2 separate regions of the Homo sapiens genome follow, and region 2 is linked to region 1. Evidence: read pairs that join two places in POLR2A ChIA-PET (ENCODE). Cell type or tissue: PC-9. All regions are shown on one strand. Each heading gives the region's core, and the rest is flanking DNA. Links, peaks and the distances in the headings are about the cores only. Region 1 has its middle 13 kb from the start of MYEOV. Region 2 holds the start of LOC105369370 (a long non-coding RNA gene).

Region 1 (9,013 bases), core at 1,913-6,912:
CACCCTGTCACCCAGGCTGGATTGCAGTGGTGCAATCATTATAGCTCATTGTAACACTGAACTTCTGGGCTCAGGCGACCCTCCAGCTTCTGCCTCTCAAGTAGCCCAGACTAGAGGTGGGCATCACCAAGAACAGATAATTGTTTATTTTTTGTAGAGTTGGGGTCTCACTATGTTGCTCAGGCTGGTCTTGAACCCCTGGTCTGAAGCTATCCTCCCACCTCAGCCCCCTGAGTAGCTGGGGCCACAGATGTGAGCTACCGTGCCCAGCCTACAGCCACATTTCAAGTGCTACTATAGCTATTGGGTACCAGATGGGACGGAGCAGGTACAGAGCATTTCTATTGTCAGAAGAGTTCTGTTGGTCTGTGCTGACCTCAGCCAGGTCCCATAGCCAATTCTGGGTCAGTGAGGAGCTGGGAAGCATAATAAGCAGCCTCTGCGCCTCTCTGGGCTAAGCAGTGGTGAATTTAGCCCAACTTGATGCCCCCCATGCTCATATCTCATGGCAGTTTTTCTTTCTACCTGAATTTTGCACGTAAAATCAGACTTAAAAAAGCAAAGTCCTTCTGGGCTGACCCTTCTCAAGTTCACTTTCTTTTTTTCTCTCAAGAAAAAAATTTTTAAAAAAAGGAAGTAGGAAAAGCCCAGCTTTGCCATGGGCCATAGATGTCACTGCAAGTGTCATTTCAGTCCTGAGCTCACCTGGCCTCTCCAGCCTCCGGAGGCTGCATGCTTCTGTTTTTACGTCTATTTTTAGTGCCCCTGGGTGAATGTCATTGCCGCCAGAGGCTGACATTTCATACTGTGGGAATCTTGACCTGCTGCTGTTCCGTTGTCAGTTGAATCTGCTTTGTTATGCCCCAGAAGGAAAGAACAATGATCATTAATAATCGGCAACTTCTGGAAAATCGGAAATGGAACCTCTGTGATCCGAGGCTGCCCTTAACCCCAGCTGTGCTGCCTGCAGCGAGCACCACATGGCTGGTCTCCAGAAGGCTCCACAGTTGCCAGAAGGTTACACCCTGGGGCTGCCAGCCGGTTGATGCAGGGCAGGTGGGCAGTAGGCAGTGGGCTGGGAGAGGGCAGACCTTGACCCTCAGTCATGTGACTGGGGTGGAGGAGGCTGAGGCAGAGTGACAAGAACTTGGTGAGGAAAGTGTCCAACTGCATAGAGACTTGCGGCCCACCTCCAGAGACCAGCACAGGGGACACCCTCCGGGGGCAGGGTAGAGGACAGGTGGGAGGAGGGGAAGGTGCCCTGTTCTGGATGGGTGGGTGGGGGTCTCACCTGGGCTGGGGAGTTCGATTCAGCCAAGTGTCTGAGCCCCTGACCCTGGGTTGGGTTCCGTGCTGGGTATTGTGGGGCACAAAGGGGAATGAGAACCGGGTAAGTGGTGGGAATTAGTGGGACCCTGGAGGAGCCCTAGCCAGCTGCTGGCTCATGGGTGGGGACTCACGGCTGCAAAGCCTCACACCTGCTGGCAGGGAAGACATTGTGGGTTCCCCCAGCACAGACGACTCCTTCAACCCCTTTGGGAGTGTGGACGGAACTGGGACTGGCCTGGCCTTTAGGGAAGAGGGGCTGTGCTTGTATCTCAGGCTCAAGTCACCTTTGACAAGGGAAGCAAAGGTCCCGGGAACAATTCCTTCTTTTCACACTGGGTGACCTGGCAGGAGCTCCTGCTGGAGCTGACGGAGGTGGCAGCCCCTCCCAGGCAGCCCAAGACAAACATGCTGTAGGAAGTTCCCACGGTCCCAGGGCCTCTCGCCTGGAGCTTTTGCAGTTACCTCCCGGAGGCCGGGGCTGTGGGGGAGGGTGAGGCCTCAGGCACCCACAGGTGAGTCTGGAGTCCCAGGCCCTGGGGACACACCTGCGGGGCACCTACTCTGTGCCATGCATTTTGCAAACATCATGTTACTGAATCCTTAAAATGATCTTCCTAAATTAATATTATGATCTTCATTTAGAAATCTAAGGCTTGGAGAGGTTAAGTCAGCCAGGTCTAGGGGTAGTTCAGCTCAGGCTGGAGTGTGGGGCAGGCTTCAGCCACCAGAGCCCAAGTGAGGGTCAGAGTGGAGGGCCCTGGTGTTACCTGTGCTTGCCGGCCAGGCTCTCCCACTCTGGGGTCCTGCCAAAAAACTAGTGTGGTCTCTATAGCCCTGCCACCTCTCAGATTCTAGACTTCCAGGCAGCAAGTGCTCAGGAATCGCCTGTCCTCTCAGGTACGTATCTGACCAAGTCCTGCCCTCGCCAATCTCCCAGACCCCATGGGATAATTGCAGAGGAATGGGGAGTCAGGCCCACAGTCAGGGGCTTGATTCTTGTGTCCTGAGGATGGACTGGCCCTACCCACTCATTTATTCTACTGCCCACCTTGACCCCTAACAATCCATTGATCTGTCCTTCTAGCCAACATCTACCATCAATCTATCTATACTCACTTATCCATCCATCACCTTACCCACCAGCCACACATGCACACAGCATCCACCATCAATCCATCCACACACACCCATCCATCCATCAACTTACCCACCAGCTACCCATGCATGCAACATCCACCATCAATCTATCTACACTTATCCATACATCACCTTACCCACCAGCCACCCATGCACACAGCATCCACCATCAATCCATCCATACGCACCCATCCATGCCATCGTGTTACCCATCAGCCACCCATGCATGCAGCATCCACCATTAATCCATCCACATTCACCTATCCATGCCATCATGTTACCCACCAGCCATCCATGCATGCAACATCCACCATCAATCTATTCACACTCACTTATCCATCCATCCCCTTACCCACCAGCCACCCATGCATGCAATATCCACCATTAATCCATCAACACACACCCATCCATCCATCACTTACACACCAGCCACCCATGCATGCAGCATCCACCTTTAATCTATCCACATTCACCCACCCATCCATCACCTTACTCACCAGCCACCCATGCATGCAGCATCCACCATCAATCCATCCACACTCACCCATCCATGCCATCATGTTATCCACTAGCCATCCATGCATGCAACATCCACCATCAATCCATCCACACTCACCCATCCATGCATCACCTTACCCACCAGCCACCCATGCATGCAGCATCCACCATGGGTCCCTTCAGAGTCACTCATTCATGCCACCATGTTATCCACCAGCCATCCATGCACACAGCATCCACCATCAATCCATCCACACTCATTCATCTACCATCACATTACCCACCAGTCACCCATGCATGCAGCATCCACCATCAGTTCCTTCAGAGTCACTCATTCATGCCACCATGTTATCCACCAGCCATCCATGCACACAGCATCCACCATCAATCCATCCACACTCATTCATCTACCATCACATTACCCACCAGTCACCCATGCATGCAGCATCCACCATCAGTTCCTTCAGAGTCACTCATTCATGCCACCATGTTATCCACCAGCCATCCATGCATGCAGCATCCACCATCAACCCATCCACACTTACTCATCTACCATCACCTTACCCACCAGCCACCCATGCATGCAGTATCCACCATCAATCCATCCACACTCACCCGTCCGTTCATCACTTTACCTGCCCAACACCCATGCATGCAGCATCCATATCAATCCATCCACACTCATTCATCTACCATCACCTTACCCGCCAGGCACCCATGCATGCAGCATCCATCCTTCATCTCACCGCCAGTCTATCTGTTCACCTGCCCAGCATCATCTATTTCTTGTCTGTCCATCCACTTAATCTTCAGGAGCCCATTTTTTTGCCCCTCTACCCACCCACTGATGTACTGCGCATCCATCACTACCCCCAATTCCTAGTGTCAGACCTCAAGTTGCAGAAGGGACACAAAGCAAGGCTGGTATTGATTTTGGGTGAAGTGACAAAAGTCAAGCTGTTTAAAAATAAATCCTTTCAGTCTTGGCTTTGCAACTGTTCAGCCAGAGACACCTGTTCTTCCTTTCCTTGGAGATAGAATGGTGTTTGGGTGGGGAAGCATGAGCTTTGGAGTCAGACCTCTGCCAGACTTGAATCATGGGTCTGCGGTTTATTAGCTGCATGAGCTTGGATGAGTTAACTGGCTTTTCTATGCCTCCTAGAGTGTGAACTGTATTACCAGCACCTCTTCGCTGAGTCACTGTAACAATGAAATGCATGCAATAAATAATATGTGTTACTGATATAATTAATGATCAGTTACAGAGACTGCATTAATTATGTCTGATTGTACTGAGGGTGAGAGGTTTATTTAGCCTGTAATTAAGGAATGCCAAATTGATGAAAAACAATCTCTTTATACAATTTTTCATTTGTTCAGGCTTTCTTTTTTCTAAATAGCATATCCTCCACCCATTTTCAATCACACATTTCTTCTTTATTTGAGCAGCACTGATAACCCCTTTTAGATAAAAGGAAAACAAAACTCCCAGTGGAGATAAAGGAAGGGCCTTTTCCTTTGTCAGCTATCCTTGAGGGGAACACGCCGTGCTCCATGTTATTTTCCCATTGGAATGTGAAAAAAGAGGTGTGAAATATTTGTTCGGATCATTTCTCATTAATGGGGCATTCCAGTAACCACAAGCGGTGTTGGCCCTTTCACCCAGGCACACCCAGGAGGGAGCGACTAGTCAGTCTGACTAATCTGTGTCTGTGGGAGTGAAAGAGTCCTTCTGGCTGAACTGGGACAAGGACAGTCATGTTTCACTGGTGCAGTGTGTCTGACCATGCCAACTGCTTGCCATAGTCACGATGTGGCAGAGCATAGCCTGGTCTGAGCCATGGCTGTTTCTGCTTCTTGCTTGGGTTCAGAGCCTGAACCCAAGGCTCTGGTGTGTTCCAGGCTCCTTGATACGTGTGGCTTTATTCCCTCTCTTGTGTGGGAGAAACAATATCCCATTTCAGAGGAGGAGACTGAGGGTCAGAGTGGATGTGGGAAACTTACTCAATGTCACACCCAGTGGACACATTTCAAGTCTATCTGACACCAACATCCAGCTCTTGCTGCCACAATCAGAAGTGCTGCCATTCACCTGGTCACCCACCCCCAGGTCCCTGGTGTGTTTCTGAGCTGGCATGTGTCTGAGAAGGATGCCTCCCATGCCCGCACACCCATAATGTTTCCAAAATGTGATTATGGCTTAATGTGAGCTTCTCAGTTGAGACCCAGGCTCAGACCGGGTACCACTTCTGTCTCCTTTCAGTACAGAACTCCCGCCTGGCCTGCCCCTCTCTTCCAGAGCAACCAAATCCCAGTCTCTGGAGGCTTTTGATGCCAACAACTCTGTGTGAGTGACCTCTGGTCTTGTAGCAGAAGACAGACTCCTGGCAGGAGATTTGGATGACACTAGGTGTGGTAGCTGACTCAAAATGGCATCTACTGATCCTCACCTCTTGCTATTCACATCCTTGTGTAGCTTCCTCCCATCCTGAATAAGACTGAGCTTGTAACCGACAGGATATTGTGGAAAGGATGGAGTTTGACTCTCTAGGCCATATCATAAAAGGCCTGTGGCTTCTGTCTTTCTTTTTTCAATTATGATGTCCATCATGTTGTGAGGACCCTCAAGCAGCCCACTAGAAAAGTCCACGTAGCTAGGAACTGAGGTCTCCCACCCACAGCTGTATGAGTGTGCCATCTTGGAAGTGGATCCCTTAGCCCCAGTTGAGCCATCAGATAAAACTGCAGCCCTGGCCAACTGAGAGTTGAGACTGTGACCTCCTGAGAGACCCTGAGCCGGAATCACCCGGCTAAGCCACTCCCAGATCCCTGGCCCACAGGAACTGCAAGAGGTAATTAATGTGTATGGCTTTCAGCTGCTGAGTTTGGGGTCATTTGGGATGAGCAACAGATCACCAATGTATGAGGTGGGAATCCTGCTCTTTGTCTTAGTAGTTGAGTAGCCTGGATCAGGTGACCCCCTGGGAGCCTCAGTTTCCTTCTCTGTTGGACAGGATAGTATTAATAATAGCTCCCTGAGAGAGCTGTGCTGAGAACTAAATGGTGTGTGCATCAGGTGCCCTGCACTGAGCCTGGCTTCCTGAAGGCCACATGATTATGCTGCAATTATTTCTGTTGCAGCCACGTTTGCCTGTGTGGGCCCGGGCTTTCCTGCCTGGGCGTCCACACCCCACCAGCAGGACACTTTTTTACATGCCTCTCATGCCCTGATGTGCACACTCTCTCGCACATGCATGCCCACACACACACTCACACAATCACACACACAACCTCATGCACTCACCCAGCCCAGGGCTCAGCACAGTGCTTAAGGGAGCACAGTGGGCTTTAGGTCACTGCTGTAGAACCAGTGAATGAAGTGAACAGTTTCTTTTTTTTTTTTCAATTAACAATTTTGCTGGGTGTGGTGGCTCACACCTGTAATCCCAGCTCTTTGGGAGGCCAAGGTGGGCTGATCACTTGAGGTCAGGAGTTCGAGACCAGCCTGGCCAACATGGTGAAATCCTGTCTCTACTAAAAATACGCAAATTGCCTGGGCGTGGTGACATGCACTGTAATCCCAGCTACTTGGGAGGCTGAGGCAGGAGAATCACTTGAACCTGGGAGGCAGAGGCTGCAGTAAGCTGAGATCCTGCCACTGCACTCCAACCTGGGTGACAGAGTGAGGCTCCATCTCAAAAAAAAAAGAAATTAATCATGGTAAAATACGCATAATATAATATTCACCATTTTAATCATTTATTAGTGTATGGTTCTGTGGCATTAAAGTACATTCACCCATCAGGATGCTTGTACAATCATCATTACCATTCATCTCTAGAACTTTCTCATCTTCCAAACTAGAACTCTACCCGTTAAACGTTAACTCCTTCTTCCTCCTTCCTTAGCCCCTGGCACCTCCCATTCTGCCTTCTGTCTCCATGAATCTGACCACTCCAGGGACCTCCTGTTAGCGGGATCCTGCAGTACCTGTCCTGCCGGGACTGGCTTATTCCTCTCAGCTCAACGTCATAGCGTGTGTTGGACTCTCCTTCCTTTCGAAGGCACAACCACGTCCGTAGTGAATGGTGTGTCCCCCAGTGTTCCCTTCCCTCCCACTGTGAGATGTTTGAGGGCAGGTATGAACTCGTGTTTGTCTGTTTCCAGCCCCTGTCTTGGAACCCGGCTCTGAGTAAGCCTGATGCAAGATGTAGTTGTGGAAGAAATGATGCAAGTCCAGCCCCTGGGGTTTGTGTTCTGGTTCTGCCATTCCTTGGGTGGGGGGCCCAGGCAGGTGGCTTGTTCTCCTCCAGTCTCCGCTTCCTAGTCTATAACATCGGGATGGAGACCCATTCATGGGGCTGCCATAGGCTTCAAGCCTGGTGACCGTGCTCAGAAACAGTGGGATGCATGGGGGATGCAGAAGCTCCCTGGCTCGTCCCCTGGCTCCCTGGCTTGTCCCAAAGCAATGACACCTGTTTGTGTGACCCAAGCCTGACCCTGGTCTGCCACTCCGCAGGAGACTGGGGTGGTGGTGGTTGCCTTAGTTTCAACATGGCGGCACAGGATACTTTACCACTCATCCTCTGGGATAAGGATCCTGGGTCCCACATTCCTGGTACCTGGTAATTCCATCGATAAGCCCCTGGGGCCAAGCTGAGACGTCTTATGCCCAGGAATGCTGGGTGAAAACCACAGCCGGGGAAGATTTAGATCCAAATTCGCAAGGTGTAATTTCAGCTATGCGCTGATAACTTCTCTGGTGGCTACAGGCTCTGGAATTCCAACTATCTGCTGAGGCAAGGGCGAGGAAAGAGCACTGCAGTTGGAGTCAGGAGAGCCAGCTTTGTGCTCAGCCAAGACTGCGTGACCCCAGACAAGTCATCTGATGTGACAACATGGGCTGCAGGGGCAGAGGGCCTGGATTAAAATCTCACGTCTGCCACTGGCTACTTAGGTGGCCTTGGGGACCTTGCTGAGCTTCTCTGTGCCTCAGTTTCCCCATCTGGAAAATTGGGATAATGATGGTTTCCACCCTTTCCATGGAGCTAAGTACCCCTTGAGCTTTTGTGGCTTTATTCCTCTAATACATATAGAGATGGAGAATTTGTCTTTCCATGGTGGGGAGCTTCTTGAAAGGGTTCCTTCCAAATCTCCAGTAAGCCCAGTCCCCTGAGCTCCGGACAGCTGACCTCTACCTGCATCCTCACGTGGGTGGCTCGTGGGCACCACGCACCTGGCATTCCCCCCTTGGGCTCTTGGTTTCAGCTTCACTGCCCCTCATTCCTGTCTTTGCTTCCCCCCTCAGCAAATGGCCATTGTCTACCCAGGTGCTCAGTCCAGGACCTCCCCACCCTCCTCTCCTGCACCCACACACATGGACCCAGTTCATCACCCAAGACCAGGGGTGGATCTTCCCTCTGAGGGGTCTCTCAAATCCTTCCACCTGACTTACTCAGATGATGGCATTTTAGTTAGGCCACCACCTGAGTGAGTCTTGGGAGGGACGAGTGCTGGGACACGAATCCTGTCTGGCGCAAGGCTCAGGGGCTTCTTCCTCAAGGAGGTGGGCACGGCTCATGCTGAGCCTAGTGAGATTGCCCTGGAGGCCTGGGTGTTTCCCTGCCTCCATCCTCACCTGTTGTCGCCCATTCTGTACACGATGCCTTTTGAAGTCTTGAAATCGAGCCGCCACGGGGCCTCTCTGGACACACCTGCCCTGGCTGTCATGCACCAGCCTCGCTGCATCCCTCCTAGTGCCTCCAATGACTCAGGTCCTGCTGGCCCCAGGGCCTTTGTATGTGCTGTTCGTCCTGCTGGGAGTGGCTTTGCCTCCATCCCACACTGTGGGCTCCTTCTCAATCTCAGGGTTTCCCCAGAGAGCCTCTGCACTGCTTTTCCCGGGCAGATGAGGGGCTCTGTTCCTGCCCCTCGCTGGCCGTTCCCCTCACTGACACACTTTGTCATTGTTGATTTGCTTCCCCACCTGTTCAGAGTCTGCCTCTCCCACTAGAATAAGCTCCACGAGGGCAGGGACTGTGTCCTTTGG
Region 2 (9,013 bases), core at 2,195-7,194, 57 kb after region 1:
AATGCCACGAGCCAGATTCAGCCCTGGCAGCAACCTCGTGGCTTCTCAAGGTGTGATGCTATGAAAAAAGCATGAGCTTTGAGATTGGAAAGACATGACTTAAAATTCTGAGCCCACCACTAATTGGCTGTGTGTGACTTGGGTGAGAAAGCATCACCTGAGCCTTTGTCTGTCCATTTGTATAATGGGGATCCTGTCAGGCTGGCTATAAAGACAGCTACAATGCACTAAAGCACTAGAACTTTGGCAGGTCTGTGTGGGCACTGAGGAAACACCAGCTTCTCTGATTCTCTGCCCCACACCTCCTTTCTGTTTGGCCCCCTCTCTTGCCCTGGGCCAAAGCTTAAAGTCTCACATCGTGAAGTCTTTCTGGTCCCTTTGTCCATTTGTCCATTTGCCAGTCCAATCTGCAGCCAGATGTCTATCCCCATGAGAGTCTGTCCTGCCAGAGCATTTAATAAATTTGTCATGGGACAGCTATGAGGCCACAGAGCAAGCCTTCCCAGGACACCTGATACGGGCTGGATAAACCCACCAGGCCTCTGGGATTAGTGTAGGTGGGAAGCCCAATTGGTGGTTGCTTAACTATTCACCCTATGATTCAGGAAGCTGAGATGGGGTGGGAAAGGTGATTGGCTACAGTGGGAGAGGCCCCAAGTTCCCCCATACCCTGGGGTGACCATGGGATTCAATTGTGGTTCTTTGTGTCCAGGGAACAGAAACCAACTCCAGCTGACCTAGGCAAAGGGGGCATTTGTTGGATGCATATGGGGTAGATTAGTGAATCTAAGGAAAACTACACCCCCAAGCTGGAGAGGTTGAGAGACAGCTCCAGGCATATTGGGAAGAGAGGCTGGACAGGAGAAAAGGCAACTGGTGCTCACCAGCCCCTGCTACATTCCTCGCCAACCCTGGTCTAATGCTCAAGGTCTTTGTACTGCAGCCATTGAACCTAAGACCTGGGCCCAGTCCTGGTGCCACCTTCAGTGGCTGTGTGACTTTAGGCAGGTCCCTTCCCCTCTCCAAGCTCAGTGTCTTCAGCTTGGGTTGTGAGAGTCTAATGCCATAGAGGATATGCTTGGTACAGTGAAAAGTTCTATGCCCTAGAGAGAGGTTGTCACTGCTTGGTGTGTGTATTAGCTTCCTGTGGCTACGGTCACAAATTAGCACAAATGAAGTAGCTTCTAACAATGCAAATTTATTCCCATACATTCTGGAGGTCAAATGTCTGAAATCAGTCTCCCTGGGCTAAAATCAAGGAGTCAGCAGGGCTGGTTTTTCTGGAGGCTCAGGAGGGAAATCCACTGGGGGCCCTTTCCAGCTTCTAGAGGCCACTTGTGTTCATTGGATTGTGGCCCCTTCCTTCATGTTCAAAACAACAGCATAGCTTCACCACACACCACAATCATTTCACCCATCGGCTTCTGTTGTAACAGCACTTTGCTTCTGTCTGTCCTCCCTGCCTCCTCTCTAAGGACCCTGAGATTCAATTTAGAGCCCACTTGGATAATCCAGCTCGGGATCATTTCCTTACTCACATCCGCACAGCCCTGTGTGCATATGCACAGCTCTGTTTGCGTATGCATGACCCTGTTTGCATATGCATGAATCTGTTTGCATATGCACGACCCTGATTGCATGTGCACAGTTCCGGGCATCAGTGTGTGGACACCTTTGGGAGGCTGGCAGTCAGTGCCCCACAGCGTGGCCTGTGCCCAGGGATGCCTTGATGTGGGGCAAAGAGCCTCGGTGGACACACCTGGGTTGACATTTTGACCCCCCATTCAATGCCAGTGGGGCACCCCTGGATGAGTCATTTGATCTCTCTGGAGCTCTTCATCCAGGAGATGGACATGATAGTTCCTGCTCCTCAGGGCTGCGGAAACTGAATGAGACCATACAGCTGTTTGTAAATGTGTCTTTCAGTGGCAGAGACTTCCTTTTCATCAGAATCTGGTGAGGAATCTCCTAACACACAGAGGTGATGGAAACACGGCTGCTGGGACCGGTGGACTCCCCACCTTCCCCACACAGGGCCACCCCCTTCCTGCCTGCAAGGACCCAGGGCTAGGAATGCAGTCGGAGAACCTGTGCGATAGAATGCAGCCTTGGGGTTCACAAGCAGGGGACGGGGACAGCTCCTCACTCTTCTACCTTGCTCTGTCCCACCCCATGGAGGGAGTGACACGGGAGCTACGCAGAGAAAAGAGCAAAGTGTGTCAGTGTCATGACTTGCCAAAGCTGATTGGAAGATGTGGCAGATTGTGTTTCTTTTCCCAACAATGACTGTCTCCTCCCTTAAGAGAATGGGATGTCCCCACCAACGCCATGTGGCTTGGCAGTGCCGCCTGCAGAAAGCGCCTCCATTCCTGTCCCTGTGCTGCTGGGGAGTACCACCTGCTTGCTTTGGTCAATGGAAGATGAGAGGACAACATTGACCCTTGGTCTGAGTGCAAGCGCTAAGTGCCATTGAGGTTGACGTGAGAAGAGCATGTGCCACCAGGAGCTGTGCCTTCAGCATGAGCCCTGGCACGCAAGCTGTGGGCAGACTCGTGGCTCCCATGCAAAGTGCAGGGGACATAAACCTTCACTGCTATACACCTCTGAGAGGTGCGGTGGTTTATACCACAGCAAAACTGCCAGGCAATGTAGCTTCCGAATGCTGAGTCATGCTGGGCTAATGATGGCCCTGTCTACTCGTACCTGGAATCCAGCCCTGGCCAAGCCCACTGAGGGATGTCTAGATTTGGGCACACGAACTTAGCTATATGTTACGTTATCTAGCCTGGGGCAGAGAGGGAAGGCAAGATATCAAGCCCCATGCCTAGGACTTTAAAAAAAATATCAGTTTTTACAGAGGAACAATTTACGTTCAATACATTGTACATCTTTTAAGAGTGAAGCTCAATGATCTTTCTTTGTGAGACAGGGTCTCACTCTGTCACCCAGGCTGGAGTCCAGGCGTGCGATCTCAGCTCACTGCAGCCTTGACCTCCCAGGCTCAAGCGATCCTCCCACCTCAGCCTTCCAAGTAGCTGGGACCACAGGCATGTGCCACCACACCCAGCTAATTTTTGTATTTTTTGTAGAGATGGAGTTTGACAATGCTGCCCAGGCTGGTCTCAACCTCTGGGCTCAAACAATCCTCCTGCCTTGGCCTCCCAAAGTGCTGCGATTACATGTGTGAGCCACTGTGCCCGGCCACAATGACTTATTTTTATTTTTATTTATTTATTTATTATTTTATTTTTATTTTGAGATGGAGTCTTGCTTTGTTGCCCAGGCTAGAGTGCAATGGTGTGATCTTGGCTCACTGCAACCTCTGCCTCCCAGGTTCAAGTGATTCTCCTGCCTCAGCCTCCTGAGTAGCTGGGATTATAGGCACCTGCCACCACACCCAGCTAATTTTTTGTATTTTTAGTAAAGACGGGGATTCTCTATGTTGGTCAGGCTGGTCTTGAACTCCTAACCTCAGGTGATCCACCTGCCTCGGCCTTCCAACACACTGATTTTTTAAAATCTACTTTGCGGAGGTATAATTTGTATACAATAAAATTCACTAATTTAAGCCTGCAATTCAGTGAGTTGACAAATGTACACAGTTGGGTCACTGCCACTTTTACCAAGAGATAAAACACTTTCAGAAAGTTTCTGCACGCCTCTTTGCAATCAGTCAGCCACTCCCCACTTCAGGTAACAACAGAGCTGCTTCCTGTAGCTACTGTGTGAATTTACGTGTCACAGAATGCTGTACAAACAGAGTTCTATGCAGCCCGGGCTCTTTGTCCACCTGGCTCAGCATGGCCCCAGTGACTGCATGAGGCTGTACGTATCTGCAGCCTGCCCCTTTTCATGGTGTTTATCCACTCACACAGTGATGAGCAGTGGTAAGCAGTGGGCTTATTTCCACTTCCTGCTGCTATAAATATTTGTGTATGACTCTTTTCGTGGGCAGATGCTATTTCTCTTGGGAAAGCACCTAGGAGTGGGTTGTATGGTAAAAGTATATTTAACTTTGTAAGAAACTGCCAAATTACTGCAGAATGGCTGTACACCTTTCCATGGCCACCGTCAGTGCATGACAACTCAGATGTTCTCCATCCTTGCCAGTGCCGGGGGTGGCCCATCTCATCTGATGTGCTTTAGTGGGCATGGAGTGGCATCTCACTGGGTTTAATCTGTATTTCCATGATTACCAATGCTGATGAGCACCTTTTCATGAGTTTATTAGCCAGTTAGGTATTTCCTTCTGTGAAGCATACATTCACACCCATTGTCCATATATTTACTGAGTTATCTGTGATTGTGTTATGAGAGTCCTTTAGACATCCTTTTTTTTTTTTGAGACTGTCACTTTTACCAAGAGATAAAACACTTTCAGAAAGTTTCTGCACGCCTCTTTTGCAATCAGTCAGCCACTCCCCACTGCAGGTAACACCAGAGCTTCTTCCTGTAGCTACTGTGTGAATTTATGTGTCACAGAATGCTGTACAAACAGAGTTCTATGCAGCCTGGGCTCTCCTTTGTCCTCCTGGCTCAGCACGACCCCAGTGACTGCGTGAGGCTGTGCGTAGTGTGCTCAGTGGCACGATCTCAGCTCACTGCAACCTCTGCCTCCTGGGTTCAAGCGATTCTCCTGCCTCAGCCTCCTGAGTAGCTGGGACTACAGGCGCCCACCACCATGCCCAGCTAATTTTTGTATTTTTATTAGAGACAGGGTTTTTTACCATATTGACCAGGCTGGTCTCGAACTTCTGACCCTGTGATCTGCCCGCCTTGGCCTCCCAAAGTGCTGGGATTACAGGTGTGAGCCACCGCGCCCAGCCTTTTTTTTTTTTTTTTTTTTTTTTTTTTTTGAGACAGAGTCTTACTCTGTTGCCCAGGCTGGAGTGCAATGGCGCGATCTCGGCTCACTGCAACCTCTACCTCCCGGGTTCAAGTGATTCTCCTGCCTCAGCCTCCTGATGAGTAGCTGGGACTACAGGCACCCGCCACCCTGCTGGGCTAATTTGTTTTGTATTTTTAGTAGAGACAGGGTTTTGCCATGTTGGCCAGGCTGGTCTCAAACTCCTGATCTCAGGTGATCCACCCTCCTCGACCTCCCAAAGTGCTGGGATTACAGGTGTGAGCCACCACGCCCAGCCGAGAGTCCTTTAAATATTCTGAATGCAAACTTTTGTTGGAGCTGTGCGTTGTAAATATTCTCTCACAGTCTGTGATTTTGCCGTGTTTTTTGAAGTGCAGAGGGTTTTAATTTTGATGAAGTCAATGGATCAATTTTTTAAATTTTGTGGTGAATACTCTCTGTGTCCTTGTGATTTCCTTATTGGCCCATGAATTATCTTGGGGTGTTTTTCTTGACTGCTTTCTTCTCTACTGTGGGTCACATTTTCCCATCTGTGTTTTTTCTTTTAATACCTAGGAATGTTTTTGTTGTGCACCCACCTTGTGGGTGATGTGTGGTGGAACCTCTATTCCTTTTCCCCCTCTGAGGAGCGTTGGGATTTTTCTGCTCACCCTGAACTTGCACGTACTTGGCTTTATACTTTGCCGCGTGGGTTTGTGGGAGCCCAGGGTGCTCCCCAAGCCTCTCTGACGTGGTTGGACTCCACCACCCACCCTCTTCCCCCACAGATCTCATCAGGGCTTGACATAGGTTGTGATGGGGTGAGTCTGAAGCGGGTCTTGCTCCTGAGTGTCTTTCATCCCAGCTGGATGCCCAGGTGCTGGAGACCTCTGCACACTGGGTGGCTGCAGCCCCCTTGACCCCACGCTTTACTGGAACCACAGCATCTCCTTCCCTCCCTAACTCTGCAGCAGCCACGCTGGGCACCCCTCCTGTAGCCTCATCCTCCCCAGGACTCAGCCGAGGACTCCTGGCTGGGGGACCCCTGATGGTACCTCTGCGCCTGCCTCCCCCACAGCAGAGCCTCTCTGATGCCCTGCCTCATAGCTCCCAGAAGCTTCTGGACTGTGAACTCTGGTCTCTGCCTCTTGAGCTCAGTGGGACCACTCTGCTCTGTGAGGCCTCCTGCCTGCTGAGCCATGGGGGGAGATGGTCTCCAGGGGTGGCATGGCTGGCTCCTGAGCGCCCTGCCTCTCAGCATCAAGTCATGCACTGCTTGCTGTTCACTGCCCGCCCAGAGTTGTCTCAAACATGCTGTCCAGTTCAATCATGTGTGTTTGCAGTGGGATGGCCCGTCCAGCACTAGTTACCCCAACACGGCTGAAAGTGGAAGAGACCCAGAGTGTTTTAATCAATTTACTGAACTCTACCTAGAAATACAAGCCAAAGGTGGACACCCCTATAAAATAAGCCATTCTCCATGGGGTGCAAGGATGAAGTGTAGGGCCATGGGCCAGTGTGTGACTCCACAGGGCATTAGGGAAGAGGATGGCGTATTAGTCTGCTCTCATGCTGCTAGTAAAGGCAGACCTGAGACTGGGTAATTTATAAAGGAAAGAGGTTTACTGGACTCACAGTTCCACATGGCTGGGGAGGTCTCATAATCATGGCAGAAGGCGAAGGAAGAGCAAAGGCACATTTTACATGGCGGCTGACAAGAGAGTGTCTGCAGGGGAACTCCCCTTTAAAAAACCATCAGATCTCATGTGACTTACTCATTATCACGAGAACAGCATGGGAAAAAAACCCATGAATCAGTGACCTCCCACTGGGTCCCTCCCACGACATGTGGGGATTATGACAATTCAAGGTGAGATCTGGGTGGGGACACAGAGCCAAACCATATCAGATGGGCTCCTCCAAACTGGGGGCATGTTGAACACAGTGCCTGGTACATGGGAGGAGATGACGACAGTGTCCCCTCTGTGGAAAGATGGGTCCTGCTGCATAGCTAAGCTCCCTAGAGCCTCTGCCTCCTGCCCAGAGCCTACATCTCTCATGGCTTCAAAGGAAACTTCTGGAAGCACAGATGGCCCAGCATCCTAGAAGGGCTTCCCCTGCAGGTCAGAAAGTCACCCTGAAAGCTCTCAGTTCAGGGCAGCCATCTTTGGGCTCTTCCCAGCATTGGCTGTGAGGGGATTCCAATGACAGCCTCCCCTCCATATGTAGGACACACCTGTGCATACATAACTCTTTCCTGTTTAACATGCTGTGGGCACAGAGACAATGCTCCATGAGGAAACCATGACCCAACCTTTACCCCATCCTCGGATAAGGAAATGGAGGCCCAGAGAAGGAGCCACCTGAAGCCACGCCACGAGCCAGGATGAGACCCCGGCAGCAGGTGCTCTGTTTCTAGCACACCCCAGCTGGTCTTTTCATTGAGTGCACAGATTTTTTTTGAGGCACAAATGCAGTAAAGTTTCATTTATGCATTTGCCCATTCATTTGTCTTAGGACTGAGATGGCAGAGGGCTCCCAGACTTCCCTCTGCCTCCCCCTGCAGGGGTCTGGCTTTACCCTCGGTCTCTTCTTCTTCCTCCCACCTCCTGGAGGAAGTTTCTGTCCTTGCCCCTTGGTGTTTTGGGCCTTTTGGGATGCAGATTTGGGATGGAGAAGCACGTTGGAGAAGGAGAGCAGGAAGCAGGCTAGTGAGGGCCATGCCTGTTGCTGGAGTACATTGGTATAGGCCCTGTGTGCCCATTATGGGGTTTGAGAGGTGCAAGGTAATAGCTGGAGACATTCTGAAATTAGTTTTGAGGTTCTGGAGGGGACACACCGCTGGCTGGTGAACTCGATCACATTCCCAACTCTTTTAGGCCCAGTACCTCCCATTACAGAGGACAGAAGAGCCAAGCGCTGCTGTTTGCAGCTTCTTCAACCACTGGGGGTGGCCATGTAACCCATTCTGTCCGTTTCCCACAAGTCTTTTGGGAACTTCTGGGAAAGGTTTTTTGTTTGTTTGTTTTGTTTTGTTTTTGTTTTTTCTTTCCTGATTAAAAAAGAAGATACACATACCTGAAACTGTCCTTCCTCTTCCTTCCTACCTTGAAGGTGGAGGCAATGCCCAGAGCTGTGGCAGCCACCTTGCAGCCGTGAAGCACCAGTGGGAATGACAGTCAAGAGAACCACGGAGATGCCAGCCCCTGGACCCACAGCAGCAGCACCTGCTTCCAGACTCAGAGTGTGAGAAAAAAATAAACTCCTATTTGTTTATGGCAAGGTTAGTTGGGGTATCTGTTGTTTGTTATTGAAAGCATTCCTAGCTGATGCATAGACTCTGTGTGTGTGTGTGTTTAACCACAGCACTGAGACTGGACCGCAAGGGGCATGGCTCCAACAGGGTTATGTGTCTTTTTTTTTTTTTTTTTTTGAGACAGAGTCTTGCTCTGTTGCCCAGGCTGGAGTGCAGTGGCACGATCTTGGCTCACTGCAAGCTCTGCCTCCCGGGTTCATGGCATTCTCCTGCCTCAGCCTCCCAAGTAGCTGGGACTACAGGCACCCGCCACCACGCCCGGCTAATTTTTTGTTTTTTATTAGAGACGGGGTTTCACCGTGTTAGCCAGGATGGTCTCGATCTCCTAACCTCATGATCCACCCGTCTCAGCCTCCCAAAGTGCTGGGATTACAGGCGTGAGCCACTACGCCCGGCCAAAATCTTGGTTATGTGTCTTTTGACAAATATGTGTTGAGCACCTGCTGGTGACAGGCATGGGGTCGGCGGAGGTTATAAGGCAGATGGACACTTGCCTCCGGAAGTGGGGGTGGAGCAGACAGGGAACGTATGCCCTTGAGGGATGCGAGGCCACGACAGGGGAGTGGAAGGGAGTGGTGCCTGCATCTGATCTGTTCTGGAGGCTCTGGGGAAATGACACTGGGGCTTAGGCATTGTTATAGATTGAATTATGTCTCCCTAAATTCATTTGTTGTAGTTCTAACCCCAACACCTCAGAATGTGACCTTATATGCAGATAGGGTCTTTACAGAGGTAGTTAAGTCAAAGTGAAGTCGTTTGGGTGGGCTCTAATCCAATCTGATGGGTGGCCTTGTAATGAGGGGAAATGTGGTCACAGAGAGAGGCACGGGGATAAGCCAAAGAGAGAGGCC

The links. Peaks named below come from ENCODE experiments on the same cell type or tissue, not always from the same donor. Only the 100,000 strongest peaks of a DNase experiment are listed, where the experiment ranks them.
Region 2: POLR2A ChIA-PET joins it to region 1 with 6 read pairs; 7 of 35 experiments call an interaction of 5 or more read pairs at or near these places.

What each region holds. Positions count from the first base shown.
Region 1 is chr11:69,276,562-69,285,574 of GRCh38, forward strand. No RefSeq gene overlaps it. Among named protein-coding and RNA genes, the nearest start is that of MYEOV, 13 kb to the right of the region's middle. In PC-9, for the core only: a CTCF peak has its summit at 4,001; DNase peaks (open chromatin) are centred at 4,090 and 4,650; H3K4me3 peaks cover 1,533 bases; H3K27ac peaks cover 5,000 bases.
Region 2 is chr11:69,333,550-69,342,562 of GRCh38, forward strand. It overlaps LOC105369370 (a long non-coding RNA gene), which reads left to right and starts at 3,591. Exons shown (of 5, transcript XR_950269.4): 1 at 3,591-3,887; 2 at 7,961-8,129. RefSeq lists enhancers at 3,851-4,080, 5,296-5,797, 5,798-6,297, 8,945-9,013. In PC-9, for the core only: no CTCF peak of the experiment used is centred there; a DNase peak (open chromatin) is centred at 4,452; H3K27ac peaks cover 2,723 bases.